Linked DNA regions of Homo sapiens: region 1 is linked to region 2. The links are chromatin loops, found by intact Hi-C in ENCODE. Cell type or tissue: IMR-90. All regions are shown on one strand. Each heading gives the region's core, and the rest is flanking DNA. Links, peaks and the distances in the headings are about the cores only. Region 1 overlaps TASP1 (taspase 1). Region 2 overlaps TASP1 (taspase 1).

Region 1 (11,328 bases), core at 1,499-9,498, 110 kb after region 2:
TCAGTGAGTGTAGGAGGGTGATGGGTAGTGTTAAGATTAAAAACAACTGGTTTTGTTGAGATTTGGGGAGAGAAAGGTGGCAAGAAGGGAGATGTACTAATGGCTGCAACAACAGTCAAGCCATCAGGTACACTGAGGTACCTGCAAGTGATCCTTTGGGAAGCGCCACAGTGCATATTCCCTAGGTGAATGGATGCAGCAGAGCCTCATTCGGTGCTAATATAAGCCTTTTGCTATAGCTAATATGTCAACATATTCCTATATTGGCAAGAAGGTTTCCTATATTACCAAGGCCCCAGGTTTCATGTCTTTTGAGGACAAGGACTATGTTTTTAATTCTCTCTTATCATAACCAGGCTAGAACATAAAATAAGAGCCTCTAAAACAGCTGCTGCTTTATTGCATGAGGCCAATTACAAGTCGTCTTGCTGAGGAGCAAAATACATGAACTCATGATGCATGGAAAGATATCCTTCATATCCTTTAAAATTATGTTTGGAAGAATAATAATACATAAAAATGTTCATTATAAAATATTAAATGAACAAAGTACAATACAAGCTAAGCAGTATTTCCGCTTTTGTTTAATGGCAAAAATCCACCGAAAATATTAATAGTGACTACCACAGGATGGCAAAAATTATCAGTTTCATTTCCCAAATCCTATCAATGAGCATGCATTATTTCACAATCAGGAAAAAAATCTACTCATTTAAAATCTCTAAGATACAAGTAACATGTCGCACTGAATGAAAGGAAGAAATCCACTCATTTAAAATCTCTAAGATATATCAATTGCTGTCACATTGAACTGGTTTCTTAGAAAATCATCTGGCATAATTCAGAATTCTACATAATTGCATACCATCAGTGACTTTACTTATATAAAAAGCAAGAAGCAATATATTAAAAGTTAATCAGATATGAAGTGACCTAATTAGAGTATGCAATAAACTCAGAATAGAATTCCCATCCCAGATAATTACTTCAGTTCTTAGAAATGTGCTGGTAGTTTATATACTCTGTTATCTGTAAATGAATATTATTTTTCCCACCCCCAACAACCAAACAGTCCAAAGAGTTAAGTGCTTTTAAGATGACAATGTTTACAAACATTAGGGTTTTATCTAGGCTCACATCTAGAAGTCATAATTCACAAAAAGATTTCCCATGGCATTATTCCTAACCCCACATATTATGTCTCAAATTATTTCAGCTCCAGTGGCAGCTCCTCAGCATTCTAAGAATCTCATTGAGAGTGACAAAAATTATGAAGGTTTATTCTTTCATAAGGACAAGAAACTTCTGAGAAGCCAGTGTCAGCCTGCCCAACAAGGCAGATTAAGGAATCAAAGTGGACTAAAGAGTCTGGATGTCACCAACAGGACTAAGAGCAATGTATTTAACTCCTTGACTAGTTTTGCCTCTCAGCGTCTGGATCATTCCTCATCATGCCAGAACACTCTCAGAGAAGAAAGAGCTATCTTCATGTATCTTCTAAAAGTATGATCATCTCCCTACTCAAGAGTCCCCCTTTCATACAAAAGAAAATGTCTAAACACCACGACCTAAGTCCCCAAATTAAGCCCCAAACACCTCAGACTCAATCATCTTCTTCAGGCATCCTCTGCTCTTATCAAGAATATACCACTCTTAGCCCCTCATTTGCCTTCCTCTCAGCCTTCACTCATCCGGGCTTCACTGGCTTACCCCACCACAATGTATTTGTTTGTCATTCATATTCATTCACACTCATTCAGCAGTTGTAGGTAATAAGCAACATTCACACATCAACGAACAAAGCTGATGAAAATCCCAACCCCTAAGGAATTTAGAGCAGGGTAGAAAATAAAAAGAAAATAGCCAAGAGCTAAAAATAGAACCACCATTTGACCCAGCAATCCCATTACTGGGTATATACTCAAAGGAAAATAAATTGTTCTACCAAAAAGACAAGGCACTCACATGTCCATCATAGTATTATTCACTATAGCAAAGACCTGGAATCAACCTAGATGCCCATCAGTGGTGAATTAACAAATAAAATGTGGTACATATACACCATAGAACACTACACAGCCACAGAAAAGAACAAAAAAAATATCCCTTGCAGCAACATGGATGTAGTTGGAGGTCATTATCCTAAGCAAATTAATGCAGAAACAGAAAACCAAATACCCTATATTCTCACTTATATGTGGCAGCTACACATTGGGTACACATGGACATAAAGATAGGAACAATAGACAATGAGGACTACTAGAGTGCGGAGGAAAGAAGAGGCACAAGGGTTGAAAAACTATCTATTGGGTACTACACTCATGACCTGGGTGATAGGATCAATCGTACCACAACCTCAGTATCATGCGATATATTCATGTAACAAACCTGCAAATGTACCCATGAATCTACAGTAAAAGTTGAAATTAAAAGAAAGAAAAAGAAATAAAGGACAACTCAAATTAGAAAATAAAACCGATCCAGCAGCACATCAAAAAGCTTATCCACCATGATCAAGTGGGCTTCATCCCTGGGATGCAAGGCTGGTTCAACATACGAAAATCAATAAATGTAATCCAGCATATAAACAGAACCAATGACAAAAACCATATGATTATCCCAACAGATGCAGAAAAGGCCTTTGACAAAATTCAACAACCCTTCATGCTAAAAACTCTCAATAAATTAGGTACTGATGGGAAGTATCTCAAAATAATAAGAGCTATCTATGACAAACCCACAGCCAATATCGTACTGAATGGGCAAAAACTGGAAGCATTCCCTTTGAAAATTGGCACAAGACAGGGATGCCCTCTCTCACCACTCCTATTTAACATAGTGTTGGAAGTTCTGGCCAGGGCAATCAGGCAGGAGAAGGAAATAAAGGATATTCAATTATGAAAAAAGGAAGTCAAATTGTCCCTGTTTGCAGATGACATGATTGTATATCTAGAAAACCTCATTGTCTCAGCCCAAAATCTCCTTAAGCTGGTAGGCAACTTCAGCAAAGTCTCAGGATACAAAATCAATGTGCAAAAATCACAAGCATTCTTATACACCAATAACAGACAAACAGAGAGCCAAATCATGAGTGAACTCCCATTCACAATTGCTTCAAAGAGAATAAAATAGCTAGGAATCCAACTTACAAGGGAAGTGAAGGACCTCTTCAAGGAGAACTACAAACCACTGCTCAATGAAATAAAACAGGATACAAACAAATGAAAGAACATTCCATGCTCATGGGTAGGAAGAATCAATATCGGGAAAATGGCCATACTGTCCAAGGTAATTTATAGATTCAATGCCATCCCCATCAAGCTACCAATGACTTTCTTCACAGAATTGGAAAAAACTACTTTAAAGTTCATATGAAACCAAAAAAGAGCCCACATTGCCAAGTCAATCCTAAGCCAAAAGAACAAAGCTGGAGGCATCTCGCTACCTGACTTCAAACTATATTATAAGACTACAGTAACCAAAACAGCACGGTACTGGTACCAAAACAGAGATATAGACCAATGGAACAGAACAGAGCCCTCAGAAACAATGCCACATATCTACAACCATCTGGTCTTTGACAAACCTGACAAAAACAAGAAATGGGGAAACGATTCCCTATTTAATAAATGGTGCTGGGAAAACTGGCTAGCCGTATGTAGAAGGCTGAAACTGGATCCCTTCCTTACACCTTATACAAAAATTAATTCAAGATGGATCAAAGACTTAACTGTTAGACCTGAAACCATAAAAACCATATAAGAAAACCTAGGCAATACCATTCAGGACATAGGCAAGGGCAAGGACTTCATGTCTAAAACACCAAAAGCAATGGCAACAAAAGCCAAAATTGACAAATGGGATCTAATTAAACTAAAGAGCTTCTGCACAGCAAAAGAAACTACTATCAGAGTGAACAGGCAACCTATAGAATGGGAGAAAATTTTTGCAATCTACTCATCTGACAAAGGGCTAATATCCAGAATCTACAATGAACTCCAACAAATTTACAAGAAAAAAACAAACAACCCCATCAAAAAGTGGGCAAAGAAGATGAACAGACACTTCTCAAAAGAAGACATTTATGCAACCAAAAGACACATGAAAAAATGCTCATCATCACTGGCCATCAGAGAAATACGTATCAAAACCACAATGAGATACCATCTCACACCAGTTAGAATGGTGATCATTAAAAAGTCAGGAAACAACAGATGCTGGAGAGGATGTGGAGAAATAGGAACACTTTTACACTGTTGGTGGGACTGTAAACTAGTTCAACCATTGTGGAAGTCAGTGTGGCGATTCCTCAGGGATCTAGAACTAGAAATACCATTTGACCCAGCAATCCCATTACTGGGTATATACCCAAAGGATTAGAAATCATGCTGCTATAAAGACACATGCACACGTATGTTTACTGTGGCACTATTCACAATAGCAAAGACTTGGAACCAACCCAAATGTCCAACAATGATAGACTGGATTAAGAAAATGTGGCACATATACACCATGGAATACTATGCAGCCATAAAAAAGGATGAGTTCATGTCCTTTTTAGGGACATGGATGAAGCTGGAAACCATCATTCCATCATTCTCAGCAAACTATCGCAAGGACAAAAAACCAAACACCGCATGTTCTCACTCATAGGTGGGAATTGAACAATGAGAACACATGGACACAGGAAGGGGAACATCACACACCGGGGCTTGTTGTGGGGTGGGGGAGGGGGGAGGGATAGCATTAGGAGATATACCTAATGTTAAATGACGAGTTAATGGGTGCAGCACACCAACATGGCACATGTATACATATGTAACTAATCTGCACGTTGTGCACATGTACCCTAAAACTTAAAGTATAATAATAAAATTAAATTAAATTAAATTAAACCAATTTTTTAAAAAGAAAATTGTGTAAAGATATAAAATATTAGATAATGATACTTGCTACGGGAAAAAATAAAACATGAAAGGGAGACAGGAAATGTTGGCTGAAGGAAGAACTCCATGTTTATATAGGATGGCTGCAGAAGAACTCATCAAGGTGACTCATTTGAATAAAGGTCTGATGAGGTGAGAGTGGGGGCTTGAGACACTGAGGGTGGAGGAGAAGCAGCAGCTTGACAAAGCCCCTATGGCGGGAGTGTGCGTGGCATGTGTGAAGTACTGCAAAGGAGCCACCGTAGCTGGAATTGTGTGAGCAAGAGAAGAAAAGCAAGAGGTTCTGAGGGGAAGCTGGGAAGTATCTCCAACAAGGCCTTATAGGCCCTTCATTAGGACTGTGGCTTTCCCATTTATTAAGATGGGAAGTGGCTTAACATTTCAAAATAGAGGTATATCGTTTGAGTTCGGTTTGAACACCAGTTGCAGGGTTGCAAAACAAATAAAGGGGGAATGGGGCAAAAAGCAAGAGACCAGCTAGGAGGCTAGCAATGATCCAGATTAGAGATGATGGCACCACAGAACTGTTGGTGGCCATTAACGTGCTGAGAAGTGGTCAGATTTTAAATATATTCAGAGAGGAGAGTAAACAAAGTTTGTTGGTGAATTGGATGTGCGTGAGATAGAAAAGAGGGTCAAGGATGAACCCAAAATTTTGACTTGAGCCACTGGAATTGACACTTGCTGTGGGGAAAATATTTCAAGAGAACACGTTTAGGGTTAGGCAAGAGCTCATATTCGGACATGCTAAATAGATGTCTGTTATATATACAAGTGGAGATTTTAACAAGCACTTGAATTATAACTCAGTTATGGAGAGAGGCCCAGGTTGGAGATAAAATTGTAGGAATCATCAGCACATAGATGGTACTTAGCCATCAGACTGGATGAGACACAAAGGGAGCAGGTATACAAAGAAAGAGAGAAGAGGTTCAAGGACTAAGCACTGAGGCACTCCAACACTGAGACGTCAAAGAGATGAGGAATATTAACAAAGGAGACTAAGAAGGAGCAGCCAGTGAGGTGGCAGGAAAAACAGGAGTGTGTGGTCCCTGGAAGTCTATTAAGGACAGTATTTACAGGAGGAGCAAGTTATTTGAGCAACCGTGTCAAATGTTGCTTATAGGACTAAAGGATAATCACATGACTTTAGAGGTAATTGTTAATCTTGACAAGAACAGATTGGTGGCGTGGTAGAGGAGAAGTCCTGACTGAAGTAGAATAAAATTGAGTGAGAGAAGAGAACTAAGAAAAATAATAAACCTTGAGTATAGAAAATTCCTTGAGGTTTCACCTTGAAGGGTTGCTAAGAAATGGGGAGAGGGCTAGAAGGAAGACTGGAACCCTAGGTGATTTGCACTGAGTCCTCAGTAGAATAGGGCTTGTATTCACCAAGAGTGCCTGTGACACACAGAGTACAAGAATGACTGCTGCTAAATAGAAGCTGAAGCATGGATTCCTGCCTGCCTTCCACATACCCTTAAAGAGCAATGACCACATGGCATTTGTCAATATCTCAGCAGTAGTCTCCCATTGGCTCCTGCTGTCACATAACCCCCCTCTCACAGAGAAGGCTGTCTCGTGCCCTCCTGACAAAGGTCTCTGGGCACGAGTTTTCTAACACAGTCCCATAGACAATCTCCCACAGAGGGACAGAGGAAGACCTCTGGTTGTTAAGTTGAGAAATCAAAAAGGAATGGCATATTCTCCTAGCCCTTGAGGAAGAAACTAATCACTAGCTCAGAAATATTGAGGCATAAGGCTGTTCTCAATTTTGGTATTTTTTTAATCCCATCTACCTTTGAAGCTACTCCTGGCAAGTCCTGACCACAACCCTCTCCGTCCTCAGGTTTCTAGAAATGCCCAGAGCCAAGACCTTAAAAAGCAAAGAACTGAGAAAATCAGAAATCCTTTGGCCTCACAGCAGAAACAAGGTAGTAGGTCTTTCTTCATGCCAGAATACTTTAAGGAGGGGAAATGAAGCCTACATCTTCTGATCTTAGTCAATTGCCATCAGTACCCCTGTACTCACTGTTTCCAGCACTTTTTGAGGCCAAAGTGGGAGGATCACTGGAGCCCAGGAGTTCAAGACCAGCCCGGGCAACACAGCAAGATCCTGTCTCTACAAAAAAATTAAAAATTATCCAGGTGTGATGGTGTGCACCTGTAGTCCTACCTACTTGGGAGGCTGAGGCAGGAGGATCACTTGAGCCCAGGAGTCCAAGGTTGCAATGAGCCATGATCACACCACTGCATTCACTCCAGCCTAGGCGACAGAGTGAGACTTTGTCTTTTTTTTTTTTAAAGGAAAGAAAAAAGAACTGTATAGACAAGTAACGGAAAAGCAATGTTAAGGTAAACCAAAGCATAAACTTAATCTCTTGCTTTTTTCCCCTCCTTCTGATCTTCTAATCTTCAATCTGCTCGTCCTTTCCATAGCCAGAGACATATCCCAGATATTTCTAACATTATGTATTTGCTGTGTTACTGAAAAATTATGTGTGAATTCAAATGTGGCAAATTGAATTATATTTTAAAATCCTATTTAAAGAAAGTCCATGGTGAATAATCTGTTTGAAAAAGTAAGCATTCTTCTCAAACAGGGAGGACCCACACATACATTTCTTAATTTTTATTTGTATACCGGGCACTTACCCTGTACAAGGCTGTTTGCCAGGCACTCAGGAGACACAAATATACCCACAGCCCTCTTTCCTCAAGAGTTTATCTTACTGCCTCAAGACAGTCTGAAACAAATTATTTATTTTCTAGAAAAAGCTGAGAATAAGAAAAGCTTTTACTATAATTTATCAATTCTAAAATATACTTTTTTCACATTTTTAAACTTCTGGATTCAGGTGTGTTATAACTGATGCATCCTCCCATGTAATCCTCCAGGCATTACATGCCTGGTGGCAGTAGTGACAGAGCTGCCACTGCCTCTAGATGCAAGCGGTTCGCATGTGTTGACCCTTCAGTTACGTGCCGTGTTGGAACTACATGTGTTGAGTTAAACTGTTGTTTAAAATGTGTTCAGAAGGATTACGGTGTGATACAGAATTCAAATTAAAAATAACTGTACACATAGAAAGGTATGGAAATGGCAATGAGGCATGACTTTGCTATCAGTGAAGGAAATACTTCTCACTGATGAGACATCCCTAATTCTATATTTTCCTGTAAAGCAACCACCATGCATTAAGTGATGAGAAGGCAGTGTGTTATACTTTAATTGACAGTCTTTTGTTTCCTTAGTGGTATAAAAATAATGGTGCATCTGATAAAGGATGATGACTTAGATTCAATGAAATACAGTAAGTATTGAGCCCCTACTCTGGGACAAGAAATGCACTAAAAGCTTTGTGTATGTCAACTTACTTACCCCTTACAGTAATGGTAGATATTATTCTGGTTTTACAAATAACCCCTTGCCCAGGCTCCACAGCTAGTGGGTCTGGAAGAGTCTGGACAGGAACTCATGTGCCTGCTCTAGTCTATCCCTAGCTAGGCAAATTCCTATGACGCCAGAACATTAGTCAGAGTTTGAAAGGTCAGCTCCTGTTAATCCACCCCCTCTCCCCAAGCCCTTACTCATTTCTCCTCACCCAGTGATGAGAACAAGATGCTAGAGTTTATCCCTCAGGCTAATGACCAAATCACCCATCTGGCCTTGGGAGAGCCCTATCCTAACCATAACTAACTATCTTTTCTCCGCCTTTCAATTATCACCTTCTAAGATATATAATCCTAAAATGCAGGCCAGGTCTCTGGATTTTCTGCAGCAGCCTAAGGCACAAGTCTTCTTTATTTTGGCCAAACAGTTGCAAAATTCAGTGCTCCACCTTTCTTCTGACTTGATCACCCAACTCTGCCATGTGTTTCCATTGTCAACTTCATAGCAACAGCCCCATGAGAAACAAGAATGAGGCAATCACACAAAGTCCAACGGACAAGAGGGACTGGAGATTTACTCTATCATCCCCAGGTTCTGTGGGCTGATGATGGTTAGTCTTTTAGCTTGCGAAGAGTATAACATGACAAGTTGGGTATCTAAGTTAAAAAGCTACACTGGATGTCATGAACTGGAAAGCTAGAGGTATCTTTAGACATATGAAACTATCTTCAACTGACACAGGATAGGCAAAAGAGGAAATATTCAAAAGCAATGGAGAAAAACCTTAATTTTACAATTTTAACTTTACCTACCCATTCCTTGCATTCTACTTAATAGAATCAAATCCATGGAGTATGTTCTTATTCCAACTTGCACATCACCAATTTTAAAATAAGGGTAGGGGACTGGTGGACAATCTCCTCGGACTTGGAAATCTCTTTTCCAAATTGACACAATCAGGCAGGCTCTCAGGATTTCAGTTTAGAATAGAAGCCAATTCTCCTAACATCTAGATATGAAAGTAATGTCTAAACAACAACCTATCTCACTGAACAACATATTGACCACAAAGAAAACTCTTATAATACATGATTCCAACTGTGATTTCTTTGAGACAATCAAAATGCAACTATGAATTAGTCTTTGCTTTGTTCAAGTACTACAATTTTCCATAGACACGGGGCCATACTAAATTATGTTCACAGCCTAATTTGTAAACATTATGCATCAAGGTTTTCATGTGCCACCAATATTAAATTAAAATTTAAAATTAACTCATATTATTACATTATGCTCATTTCTTCAAAAATGACTAAAAACAATTTTTTGACAATTATAGTAGTATGGATTCGATTCAACATTAATTCATTTTAGACTTCTCCTGATAGGCCAATGGCTCAAAACCATGTTTTTCCACTGATGCAAGAAATGGAGCTAGGTCAGGAGGCTGCTAAGATAGGCAGGCATGAGAAGATGAGTCTGAAAGAACAGAGTCAGGAAAGAAGAAACAGAAAGAAACCACAAATATGAGAGTGGTGCCAAGATTTCAAGTCTGAGCAAAGGATAGGAGAATAAGAGCAATGAAAGAGATAGAGGACACAGGAGAAAGGTGACACAGGGTGGGGATGAAGAATGAAATGTTCTGTTGAACCTCATGAGTCTGATATGTATACACAGCACCCATAGGAACATGCCCACCAGGAAGTCAGAAAGGACTCACATGCACCTCAAAAGTCCAAAGTAGATACAGACATGGAAGCCAATCCCAAGAGAGAACAGCTGAAATCATGAGAACAGCAGAAATAACAAGAAATCAGCAGGAGAAAGCACAGAATTCACCAAAGGCTCAACCCTGGGGCTGTGGGCAATGGGAGGACAGAGGAGTAAGAATCTATGAAGAAGGCCAAGATGGAACAGGTCAGAGAGGCAGACAAACCAAGAGGGTTCCAGGATCTATGCTACATGCAAAAGAAAAAGTCACTTGCATCAGAGATCGCAGAAAGAGCAGACAGAAAGCAGGACAAGAGGGCTACTGGACTGGGTGCTTTGTTAGTGTGGTGGGGCAGAAACCAATGTGATAAGAAATTGGAGAGAGAAAGGTAGGAAAGGAAGCCATATTTGTCCACTCTCCCGATAAAGTCTGATGCTGTTGGAGAGAAAGGGATGGGACTGTAACTTGAAGGATAACATGAAAAAGGAATGAATCAATATTATTTTGTCAACCAGAGGTATCATCACATAATGAGAAAAGGCTTCACGTACATCTGGCACAGGCATGATTAAAGTATGGAAATAGACAACAACCATTCTGCCTATTAAAACTCTCCATGTCCACCATTCCTCATCTCCTGCACACACGCACGCACGCACACACACATACGCACACACACACTTTGTACTAAATGATAATGCCTTTACAATATACATATAAAAAGAAGACCTGTATTACATTAAAAGTGTCGTTCAAGGACTGAATGTCATAAACTGTATATTTGGAAATGTACCTTGTAAGTTTTATGTCAACATTTTACTCAAGAGATTATCTGTTAATTTTTGAAATTAACTGCTACTTTTATGTCTTTTGTTATCTAAACTTGGCAGCATCATGGGTCATTAGAAAAAATATAGATCTATAAAAATATAATTAACCATAGTTAACTCCAGAGTTGTATTGAAAATGTTAGTGGGTCGGGTGCAGTGACTTAAGCCTGTAATCCCAGCACTTTGGGAGGCCTAGGAGGGCAGATCACTTGAGGCCAAGAGTTCAAGACCAGCCTGGCCAACATGGCAAAACCCTGTCTCTACTAAAAATACAAAAAATCAGCCGGGTGTGGTGGTGCACGCCTGTAATCCCAGCTACTCGGAAGGCTGAAGCATGAGAATCACTTGAACCTGGGAGGCAGAAATTGCAGTGAGCCAAGATCGCACCACTGCTCCAGCATGGGGACAGAGTGAGACTCTGACTCAAAAAAAAAAAAAAAAAAAAAA
Region 2 (11,328 bases), core at 1,896-9,895:
GTTGATTTTTGCAGTTCTAGGTCCTTTAAATTCCCACACAAATTATAAAACCAACTTGTCAATTTCTTATTTAAAAATGTCTGCTGGAATTTTTATTGAGATTGCTTTGAATCTATAGCTGAATGTGGAAAGAATGGCTATCTTACTGTGTTTTCCAATCCATGAATATGGCATGTTTCTCTATTTAGATTGTCTTTTATTTCTCTCAGCAAGGTTTTATAGTTTTCAGGGAACACGTCTTGCACATCATTCGTTAGATTCATTTCATGTCCTCTGAGAATAACTATGGCTTTTACTATTTCTTTTCCAAGTTTTATCTTTTATTTGCTTTATTGTACTAGTGGAGCATCCAATAAAATACTGAATAGAAGTGATGAGTGGATGCCCTCTTTGTCTGTTGTCAGTGTTAGAAAGAAAGTGTTCAGTGTTTCACCAATTAGTATGATTTTAGCTGTAGGTTTTTGATAGATGACGCCCTTAATCACATTGAGGAATTTTCCTTGGATATCTCATATTTTGAGGGTTTTTTCTTTTTTTTTTTTTTTTTTGAGACAGTCTCACTCTGTCACCCAGGCTGGAGTGCAGTGGTGTGATCTCTGCTCACTACAAGCTCTGCCTCCCAGGTTCACGCCATTCTCCTGCCTCAGCCTCCCGAGTAGCTGGGACTACAGGCGCCCGCCACCATGCCTGGCTAATTTTTTGTATTTTTAGTAGAGACAGGGTTTCACTATGTTAGCCAGGATGGTCTCGAGCTCCTGACCTGGTGATCTGCCCGCCTTGGCCTCCCAAAGTGCTGGGATTACAGGCATTAGCCACCGTGCCCGGCTATTTTGAGGTTTTTATCATTCATGCAAGTTGAGATGATCATATGGAATCAAGAGGAACATATGGGTTTTCTCCTTTATTTTGGTAACAGAGTAAATTATATCAATTAACATTTTTAACAGCTTTACTGAGATATAATTCATATATCAGAAAATTCATCCACTTAAATAACTTTTCAATTCAGTAGTTTTTAATATATTTGCAAAATGTGCAATGTTCTAATTCCAGAAAATTTTCGTCACCACTAAAAGAAACCCTGTGCCCATTAGCACTCACTCCCCATTCCCTTACCTCTACCACTAATCTACCTTATCTCTATGGATTTTCCTATTCTGGACATTTCATATAAACAAAATCATACACTATGTGGCCATTAGTGTCTGGCTTCTTTTACCTAGAATAATGTTTTCAAGGTTCATCCAAGCTACAGTATATATCTGCACTTCATTCCTTTTTACAGCTGAAAATATTCCATTGTATGAATATTTCACATTTTGCTGATCCATTCATCAGTTGATGGGCATTTGGATTGTTTCTTCTTTTTTTGCTGTTATGAATAATGCTGCTATAAGTATCTATGCACAAGTTTTCATGTGGACCTATCTTTTCATTTTCTTGGGCATATACCTAGAAATGGAATTGCTGGGTCACATGGTAACTCTATGTTTAACTTTTTGAGGAACTGCCAAACTGTTGTCCAAAGTAGCAGCACCATTTTTACATTCCTATCAGTGATATATGAGGGTTCCAATTTCTCCACATCCTCACCAAGACTTGTTAATATTCACAATTTTTATCATAGCCATCTTGTTGGATGTGAAGTGGTATCTACTTGTGGTTGTCATCTGCATTTCACTAATGACTACTGATGTTGAGCATCTTTTCCTGTACTTACTGGCTATTTGTATATCGTCTTTAGAAAAATGTCTACTCAGATCTCATGCCCATTTTATGCCTTCTTATTGTTCAGTTGTAAGAGTTCTATATATGTTCTGGTACAAGCTCCTCACCAATTACATGATTTGCAAATATTTTTTCCTATTTTGTGGGCTTTTTTTACTTTCTTGATGTTATCCTTTGAAGCATAAAAGTTTTAAATTTTTATGATGACCTATTTATTTTTTCTTTTGTTGCCTGTGCTTTTGGAATCATATCTAAGAAATAACTGCATAATCCAAGGACAGAAAGATTTACTCCTAAGTCCTCCTAAGAAATTCATAGTTTTAGCTCTTAATATTTTGGTTCCTGATAAATTTTGAGTTAGTTTTTATATATGGGATAAAGGGTCCAACTTCATTATTTTACATGTGGATATCCTTATGTTCCAGGATCATTTGTTGGCAATGACTGACTTTTGAAATGTTAAGTCAACTGTGCATTCCTTGGAAAAACCTTATTTGGTGTCCACGGGCAATAATACTGCTGGATTTTTCATTCCAAAGTAATAACTTATTAAGCATCTCCGCATATATATTCATGACAGCTATTGGTCTGTAGTTTTCCTTCCTTGTAACATCTTTGTCAAATACTGAGGTTACCCTTGTCTCATAAAATGGGTTGGAAAACAATCCCTCTGCTTTGTTTTTCTGAAAGAAATGGCATAAGATTAATGTTATTTCTTCCTGAAATGTCTGATATAAAATGCCAGTGATGCCATCTGGGCATAAAGTTTACTTTATGAGAATGTTTTGCTTATAGAAATTCAATTTCTTAAATATGTAAATGGTTATTTAAAATTTTTTGTGTTTAGTTTGTTAAGTTGGTTTTCTTCAACAAATTAATAAATTTCATCCAGTTGCTGCCTCTGTTGAAATAAAGTTAGCCACTTAATGCCTACAGAATCGGTGAATGCATTACTATTTCCTTTTCATTCTTGCTATTGGTAATTTGTGGGTTTCTTTCTTTCTTTCCTAATCATTCTTTCTAAAGTTTTATCAATTTCACTAATTTTTTTTCAAAGAACTTCGTCTAGCTTTGTTTTTCTCCATTTTAAAATTTCTTTTCTATGTTACTGCTTGCATTCTTATTTTGATTATTTTCTATCTATTCTTCTTAAAGCTTCTTAAGATGATAGCTTAACTCATTTATTTTAAACTTTCTTTTCTACCATAAGTATTTAAGGACATACTTTTCCTTTTAATGTTTTAATTGCATCCTATAAATTCTGATATATTGTTTTAATTATCATTCAGTTGAAAATAATTGTCAGCTTCTCTTGGTAAATACTCCTTATGAACTTGAAAATAATAACTTGTTGAATGTAATGTTCTATAAATACCACTTTGGTCAAGTTGGGTCTATTATTCATATCCTTACTAATTTTTATTCAAGTCATTTACTATTGTATGTCTTATTTCATACTGAGAGAAAGAAGGATGTTAAAGTTTCCAACTATGACTACAGATTTGTCTATTACTCCTTTTATTACTGTCAATTTTTGTTTCTTTTACTAGGCACATATACATTTAGACGTTTTATACCTTTTTAATTGAATGGACCACATTTTCAATATGAAATGTCCTGTTTTATCTCATATCTCCTATGTCTGACACTAATATAGCCATACCAGCTTTCATTTTTGAAAATTATTTTATTTCTAATTTTTATCTCATTTAACTTTTTCTATTATTTTTCATCCTTCCTGGGTTTGAAATTATCTTTTAAATGATGTGAATATACTCAATATCAGTTATTTTATGTTTTTATTTTTTTCAACTGACATACTAATCATTTTATTGACACATAATATTTTACATATGTATGGGATACATGTGATACTTTGTTTCATGCACAGAATGTGTTATGATCAAGTCAGGGTATTTGGGGTATCCATCACCTTGAGTATTTATCATTTCTATACATATTGGGAAAATTTCAAGTTCTATCTTCTAGCTACTGGAAATATATAATACATTGTGGTTAACTATAGTCAACTTACTCTATCAAAAATTAGAACTCATACTTTCTATCTAACTGTACCCATTGACCGACCTCTCTTCATTCCCTCCTCCCACTCACACACCTTTCCAAGTCTCTGGTATTTATCACTGTACTCTCTATCTCCATGAGATCAGCATGTTTGAGCTCTCACACGTAAGTGAGAACATGCTAAAGTTGTCTTTCTGTGCCTGCCTTACTTCACTTAACATAATGACCTCCACTTCAATCCATGCTGTTGCAAATGACATGATTTCATTCTTTAATATGCCCAATAGTATTCCATTGTGTATACAGACTACATTTTCTTGATCCATTCATCTGTTCATATATTTTTAGGTTGATTCTATATACTTGCTATTGTGAGTAGTGCTGCAATGAACATGCAAGTACAGCACAGGTATCCCTTTGATGTACTGACGTCCTTTTCTTTGGATAAATACCCAGTAGTAGAAAGGTTGGATTGCATGGTAGTCCTATTTTCAGTTTTTTGAGAAATCTCCATATTGTTTCCCATAGTGGCTGTATGAATTTACATTTCTACCAACAGTGTATGAGTTTCGTTTTTTCTGCATCCTCACCAGGACCTGCTATATTTTGTCTTTTTAATAACTGCTATTCCAAGTGGGGTAAGATAATATCTCACTGTGTTTATGATTTGCATTTCCCTGATGATTACTGACGTTGAGCATTTTGTCACATGTCTGTTGGCCATTTGTATGTCTTCTTTTGAGAGGTATCTACTCATGTCTTTTGGCTACTTTTTAATGGGATCTTTTTTTTTAAACATTGAGTTGTTTGAGTTCTTGTATATTCTGATTATTAGTCCTCTGTCAGAAGAAAAGTTTGCAAATATTTTCTCCCATTCAACTGGTTGTCTGCTCATTCTGTCAATTGTTTCCATTCCTGTGAAGCAGCTCTTTAGTTTAATAAGAGTCCTATTTGTCTCTTTTGGGATTTTTTGTCTGTGCTTTTGAGGTCCTGGCCACAAAAATCTTTGCCTAAACCAATGTCCTGAAGTATTTTCCCTATGTTTTCTTCTAGTAGTTTTATAGTTTGGGGCCTTACATTTAAGATTTTAATCAATCTTGAATGGATTTTTATATATGAAGAGAGTCAGGCATTCAGTTTCATTCTTCTGCATATGAATATCTAATTTTCCCAGCAGCATTTATTGAAGAGGGCGTCCCTTCCCCAATGTACGTTCTTAGAGCCTTTGTGAAAAATCAGTTGGCTATAAAGGTATGGATTTCTGGATTCTCTACTCTGTTCTATTGGTCTATATGCCTGTTTTTATCATAATGTTTTGGTTACTATAGGTTTGCAAGGTATTCTGAAGTCAAGTAGTGTGAAGTATTCAGCTTTGTTCTTTTTGCCAAGGATTGCGTTGGCTATTTGGGCTCTTTTGGGGTTCCATATAAATGTTAGGATTGTCTTTTCTATTACTGTGGAAAATATCATTGGTATTTGGTCAATAGGATTGTTTTAAAGATACTAATTCTTCTGATCCATGAGCATGGGATGTCTTTCCATTTGTCTGTGTCCTCTTCAATTACTTTTATCAGTGTTTTGTAGCCTTCCTAGTACAGGTCTTTCATCTCCTTGGTTAAATTTATTACTAGGTATTTCTTTTTAGCTATTGTAAATGGTGTTGCCTTCTTGATTTCTTTCTCCAGGCAGTTCATCATTGGTGTATAAAAATGCTACTAATTTTTACGTGTTGATTTTGTATCCTGGATCAGGAATTTCCCTTAAGCAAGGTTTGGGATCTGAGCCCAGGTGAAACTCTAGAGAATTCTCCATTCTTATAGTCCAGGCACCAGCATTCTAACCACGGGAGACTTCTCTTTGTTTATAGGCAAGCCGTCAGCTTTCCATGTTGCTAAGGTGTTCGTTTTGCTCTTTGTAACCTCCTCCAGATTTCTGTGTCATGGAATATTTCTTCACTCTCTTACCCTGGCACTAGGCTTCTGTACAACACTGCCTGGCCCTTGATGAAGGCCCTGTACATGTTGGGAGCAGGAGAGGTTTTTTAAAATCTCTTTTGCTTTAATCCAGCCTTCTGTTGCAACTGTGTTGCACTTGATAAAGGACCACTATGCTTCCGAGTTGTCTTGCGGCTCTCTTGCTATGCCTCTAGTCTTTCTCTGGCCACTGCCATGTATTTGGTGAAAATCTTATGCACCTTAATGAATCACTCACAATTCTTTGCTCTGCTCCAAGCTTTGGTGTGTTGCCACTTGATGAAGGCCTCACAGAGAAAAACTGGCGGTGGGTATAAGCTCTCTGTGAATGGAGTGTCTCAGGATTTTAATCTGTCACACCAGCTCACACACGGCCATAAAGATTTCATTAAAAATTTGGCTGATTTGTCTTTATATACCTCTGTGTTGAGTTTGACTCCTCCTCCTGCTGCTCTGCCAGGGAATAAAGCAATCAGAGGTTTTTGTCTCCTAGGAAGGGCTTGTCTCTTTCTGGAATTTAGTTTACTTAGGTTTTTCTCTACCTAATAACTTCTCTGGATACTTTTTAAAAATTTATGATTCTATAGATTATGCAGCTCATTCACATAGTTGGGAGTAGAAGCAACAGTCTCTTGTAACTTTCTTCATTCTAATTAGAAGTGGAGTTTCTTTGCACTTCTTTTGATAACCCCCCCTTGTGTACATCATGTTTTATACTTAAGTCTCCCTCCTATGGCTTTATGTGAGAGGTAAGTTTTAAGCCTAGGAAAAAGCACTCAGAAATCTCATCTCTGCTATCCTTTGTAAATATACATTCACTAAGTTTTTTTTAAAGACCTGGAAACCATCTTCATGAAGATAAAACATGTTAGAACACAGTAGGTACTATATTGGTATTACAAAAATCCTACTGAAAATTAAGTGGCAACATATTTGTTTATGTAATCTGGAATGTTGAATTTGGAATTCTGCAGATTGGAAGCAACAACAAGGACTTAATGGGGTCTAGTCATCTGTATTGAGACAGATAAGGTTTTGCTTCCTCGTTCTTATCATATCATATCACAGGAAAGGCTTAAGGCAAGGTAAGGATTTCTTATTCTCATATTACAGATGAGGCCTCTGGGATCCAGAGGCAGAGTGATCAAACCACAGCTCACAGTGTGCATGGAGTGGGAGGGCAACCCAGGCTCCAACTTCCTGGCACTGCACCCATCCCAATACTTATTTATTTTAACTGCATGGCCCAAAGAACTAGTCAGATGTGCCAAGAACAGAAATCCTGGCACGACCTCATGAGGTTTCGAAGACTTCATGGCATTAAAATAGAAAATGTTAAAAACAAAATGTAAATATCATTGAGTTACCACCCAGTGCCCTGTGCTTTCCCTAGGTGAGGGAAATATGGTATGGGCAACATCTGTCCTGTTTCATTACCATGTGTCAGAGTATGACACAGGGTTTGTCACACAAGGCAGAGAAACATCACAAATAAATATTTGTTGAGTAAATTTTTTTTTTTAAGAAAAGCTGAGTAATATAACAAAAAACATCCCAAGAGGACAGCACCTTGATTATGAAAAAGCTTAGTCTCTCTTAGATCCCACTGGAAAACAAGGAACTATCATAGAAATATTTTGCAAAATATTTGTAATGGGATGTGTTATCTGAATTTTGGTCATTCTAGTCAGGAATTCAAAATGAGAAAAAGGCAATAGTTTGGGGGAATGTAATCATTCATCCAATGCAGACTTGGTTATAAACCAAGGGTGATATTTTTTGAACTGCATCATTTCAAGTACAAGACCCAAAGAACTAATCAAATGTGCCACAAGACCCAAGAGTGACATTTAAAAAATTTTTAATTTGAAAATAATTTAAGAATTACACAATCGTTCCGGGAAGATCTATACATCCTTTACCAAGGTTCACCTACTGTTAACATTTTGCTCCATTTGCTTTGCAATTTGCTGTTGCTCTATCCATCCATTCATCCACATAATATATTTTTCTGACCCACTGAGAAAATATTGTCCATATTATGGCCCTTTACCCCTAGATGCATTAGTGTGTATTTCATAAGAATAAAAATATTATACACCACAGTACAGTAATCAACTTCAGTAAGTTTAACCATGATAAAACACTTTTTACTAACCATATTCCAATTTTGTAAATTGACCTAATAATGCATTTATAGCATTTTTCTGATATAGGATCTAGTCTAGGACCAGTTACTGCATTTAGTTGTCACATCTCTTTAGAATTATTTCCTCTGGAACATTTCTGCAGCCTGTCTTTTATGACATTGACATTATTGAAGAACACGTTTCTTTCTTTCTTTCTTCACAGAATGTTCCTCATTTTAAATGTGTCTGATGTTTCTTCACAGTTAGGTTCAGGTTATACATTTCCAGATGGAATACTACACAAGTGATACTGTATCCTCAAGTTATCATAGCCAGAGGCACATATTGTCCATCTGCCCCTCATTGGTGGTATTAATTCTGATCACATGGTCAAGGTGTTGCCTGGTTTCTCCATTATATAGTTATTATTTTTCCCTGCAACTAATAAGAAGTCTGTGGAGAGACACTTAAAGACTATAAAATAGTCTGCTCCTCCTCAAGGAAATTTTTATAACAGTATTTTCACTGTGGTTATAAAAAGTGACCTCTACATAATAAAAGAAACCTAATTTCATGTATTATAGCTGAATAAGTTCCATGCCAGTTTTAACACCTGTTTCTATTACAGTAGTCCATGCACACTGGGTGTTTATTAAAAACTCTTCATTAACTGTCTGCTATCTGGGTAGGATACGGACAATCTGTTTTTAAAATCCAACTGGTACTGATGCCCTAATTTTGGCTCCTTAAAAATAAATCTTTATCTTATGTTATCAAAGCAGTTTAGAAATTAAATTAAATGATTTAATTGCAAGAACATTCTTTAAAAAAAAAAGACTTGTAAAAGAACCTACCTCTATTTATTCAAATTATACATGCATTCTGGTTACAATGATACTGATTATTATCCAGCCTTTTCTACGCAATATGATTTTTAGCTAAGCTTTAATTCAAGGCTTTAACTTGGGATTAAACACAACTAGCTCATATATGTTCAAATGGCCAGGTGGCCTCAGTTTCTGAGTTTGGTAACAAGCAGAAGGAAGACAATTTTTGAAAACAAGGGCACAAGTGTTTTAACTTTTAAAAATAGTTTTTAAATTTTAAATATTTTAAGATGCCTTCTTACTCATTTCGCTACCACGGCTCTCAACATTATGGAGGAACATGTTTCGGAAACCAGTCATGATGCTGAACAGGTATGCCACTAGTTAGTTCAACTATTCTTTTATAGAAGTCAGGAAACCAGAGGGAGAGGAAGGTCCAAAGCTTAAACAGAATACAAACATTGTTATAGCCCCTTTTCTCTTTTGAGCTCAGCCTCTCATCTATAACTTTGTCTTACTTGCAATACAAAAAAATTCTAGCATTTATAACAAAAGAGATAATTTTTCTTTTTGATCAATAAAATTCCGCAGCCAAATCATTAGTGTTTTTGTTTTGGGGTTTTCTTTTTTTTTTTTTTTTTCCTTGAAAGTATTTGTAGTCACAGGCTCAAAGGAGAAAGGAAGGAAGAGGGATTAACTCTCCTCAAGGAAGGTCAAAAACATAATTTACAAGAGAGGCAAGAGGACCAGCTGTATCTGCTGGCCCAATTGACTACCAGCTGGAGAATTTACCAGCAATAAGAAAACCATGTCTACCAGATGTCAAGCAATATAACTGGAGGCCAAATATCTTCGGGCTCATAGCAGGACTCTACACTCTTTCCTACCTATATTTCACATTAAATAGTAAGGTGTCTTTCACGGGCCACCAGCAAGGATAACAAAAAATTTCCACACAAGGGACTTAATAACATAATCATACCCCATCAGACTGGCTTCAGTGCTGACGTCCACCTCAAACATGCTCTTTTGTTAAAAAGCAATCTTAGTTCTGAATCAATATTAAGGGGACAGAGAAACTGAAATGGCTTCAAGCTACTGTTAGGCAAGGATTCTTGGGGTTTATCAGGCTTGTTTTATGTATGGGAACTGTTTTGTCACTGAGAAGAAATGAATCTGAAAATATGAATAATCATTTTCATACTTATTCATTAAACCTGTGCTGTTCAATATGGTAGCCACGAGCCACATGTGGCTATTTAAATTTAAATTAAGTAAAATTTAAAATTCAGCTCCTCCATCAAACTAGCCACATTTAAGTGCTCAATAACCACATGTGGCTAGTAGCTTCCCTGTTGGAAAACAGAGATATAAAATGTTTACATCACACAAAATTCTATTAGACAGTGCTGTTCTAAACCCTTAAATCACCTTTAAAATGGACAATTATATTTCCATTCTATATAAATTATGAAATAAAGCAATATTTTATGTATTCTCTTAGGAAACAGGTCTACTAACACAATAGGAATATTGTACCAGATGAAGGTGAAGCAAAGGGGGAGGGTGGATCTCAGCAAAATTTTCACAATATAAGTCAATCCTTGTCTGAATAAATGTTCTTTACACTACTCACAAAAGTTCTGTGGAGCTACAGGCTGGCTGGATAATATACAAAGGATAGTCAGGATAGGTATTACATGACAAATAAGCAATAAAGTGTTCTTTATTATATTTATCCTTTATGATTCAATCTGTAACAGACTGCTCATATCAGAAGTTTTCCTATTTTATATGTCAAAATGTGCAAAATAAATCATTTCTTTTAAAAACAATGCTGCACAACTTCACAGCTTTATAACTGAGGTACTTTAATGCCAAGTAAACATCACAGGCCACAGCTGTTTCTAAAAAATTTATGAACAAGAAGAACATGAGGCCAATATAAAATAAAATCCACAAATCATGTTGCTTATTCCCAGGCTCAACCATCATGAGTCCAGGGAAGCAAAGCAACTCCGGAGATAGTATGTGGATGCCTATGTGATTATTGCAACTCACTGAGCGACGAGTGCCACAGGCATGTGGGACATGGACAGAGACCTTTAATTCTGCCCATGAAGACACCAGGTCAGGGCATGACAGAACACACTGAAAGGTGAGACAGGTCATATTTGCAAGCATGTCAGCCACCTGTGCCATCAAACATGCAGGATGCTTTCTAGGGTTAAAGCTTGTTTGACTCAGTTTCCTTTATTCCAACACTTCTTGCAGAAACATCCATCTATGTCAGCTCATCAGCTTCACTCCCATTTTCTCTTCCCAAACCCCAGTTTCCTCTTCTCTACTTATTCACAATGGGCAAAAAGGAACAAGCTGGGGGCTGTGGGGGAAAGTGGGCAGGCTCCTCCTAATGCTCCCCTGCTGTGTCACCAAAAGCAAAATAGATATGCTGGTTTTCTCTGGAGCTGTTAGCATTGTTAACTGTTCTTATTCGGATGCTTATGAAGACCACAAAGCTACTGCCCAAAAAAAGCTGAAAAAATTCATCCACATCAACTTAGCTGGTTAGAGGTTTATGCGATGGCTACAAGGTTTTCAGGTTATGACCGTTTTTTCCCACTTACCTTGGCTTTCCCATCCTGG

The links. A loop is a pair of places that touch in the nucleus more often than their neighbours do. Peaks named below come from ENCODE experiments on the same cell type or tissue, not always from the same donor. Only the 100,000 strongest peaks of a DNase experiment are listed, where the experiment ranks them.
Region 1: it touches region 2 in a loop (15-fold over the local background); 1 of 110 quality-filtered maps calls a loop at or near these places.

Annotation. Positions count from the first base shown.
Region 1 is chr20:13,516,914-13,528,241 of GRCh38, forward strand. All of the region lies in intron 10 of TASP1 (taspase 1), which reads right to left. Among named protein-coding and RNA genes, the nearest start is that of TASP1, 120 kb to the right of the region's middle. In IMR-90, for the core only: no CTCF peak of the experiment used is centred there; a DNase peak (open chromatin) is centred at 8,498; H3K27ac peaks cover 1,609 bases.
Region 2 is chr20:13,406,139-13,417,466 of GRCh38, forward strand. It overlaps TASP1 (taspase 1), which reads right to left. Exons shown (of 14, transcript NM_017714.3): 13 at 11,310-11,328. Among named protein-coding and RNA genes, the nearest start is that of ISM1-AS1, 170 kb to the left of the region's middle. In IMR-90, for the core only: no CTCF peak of the experiment used is centred there; no DNase peak of the experiment used is centred there.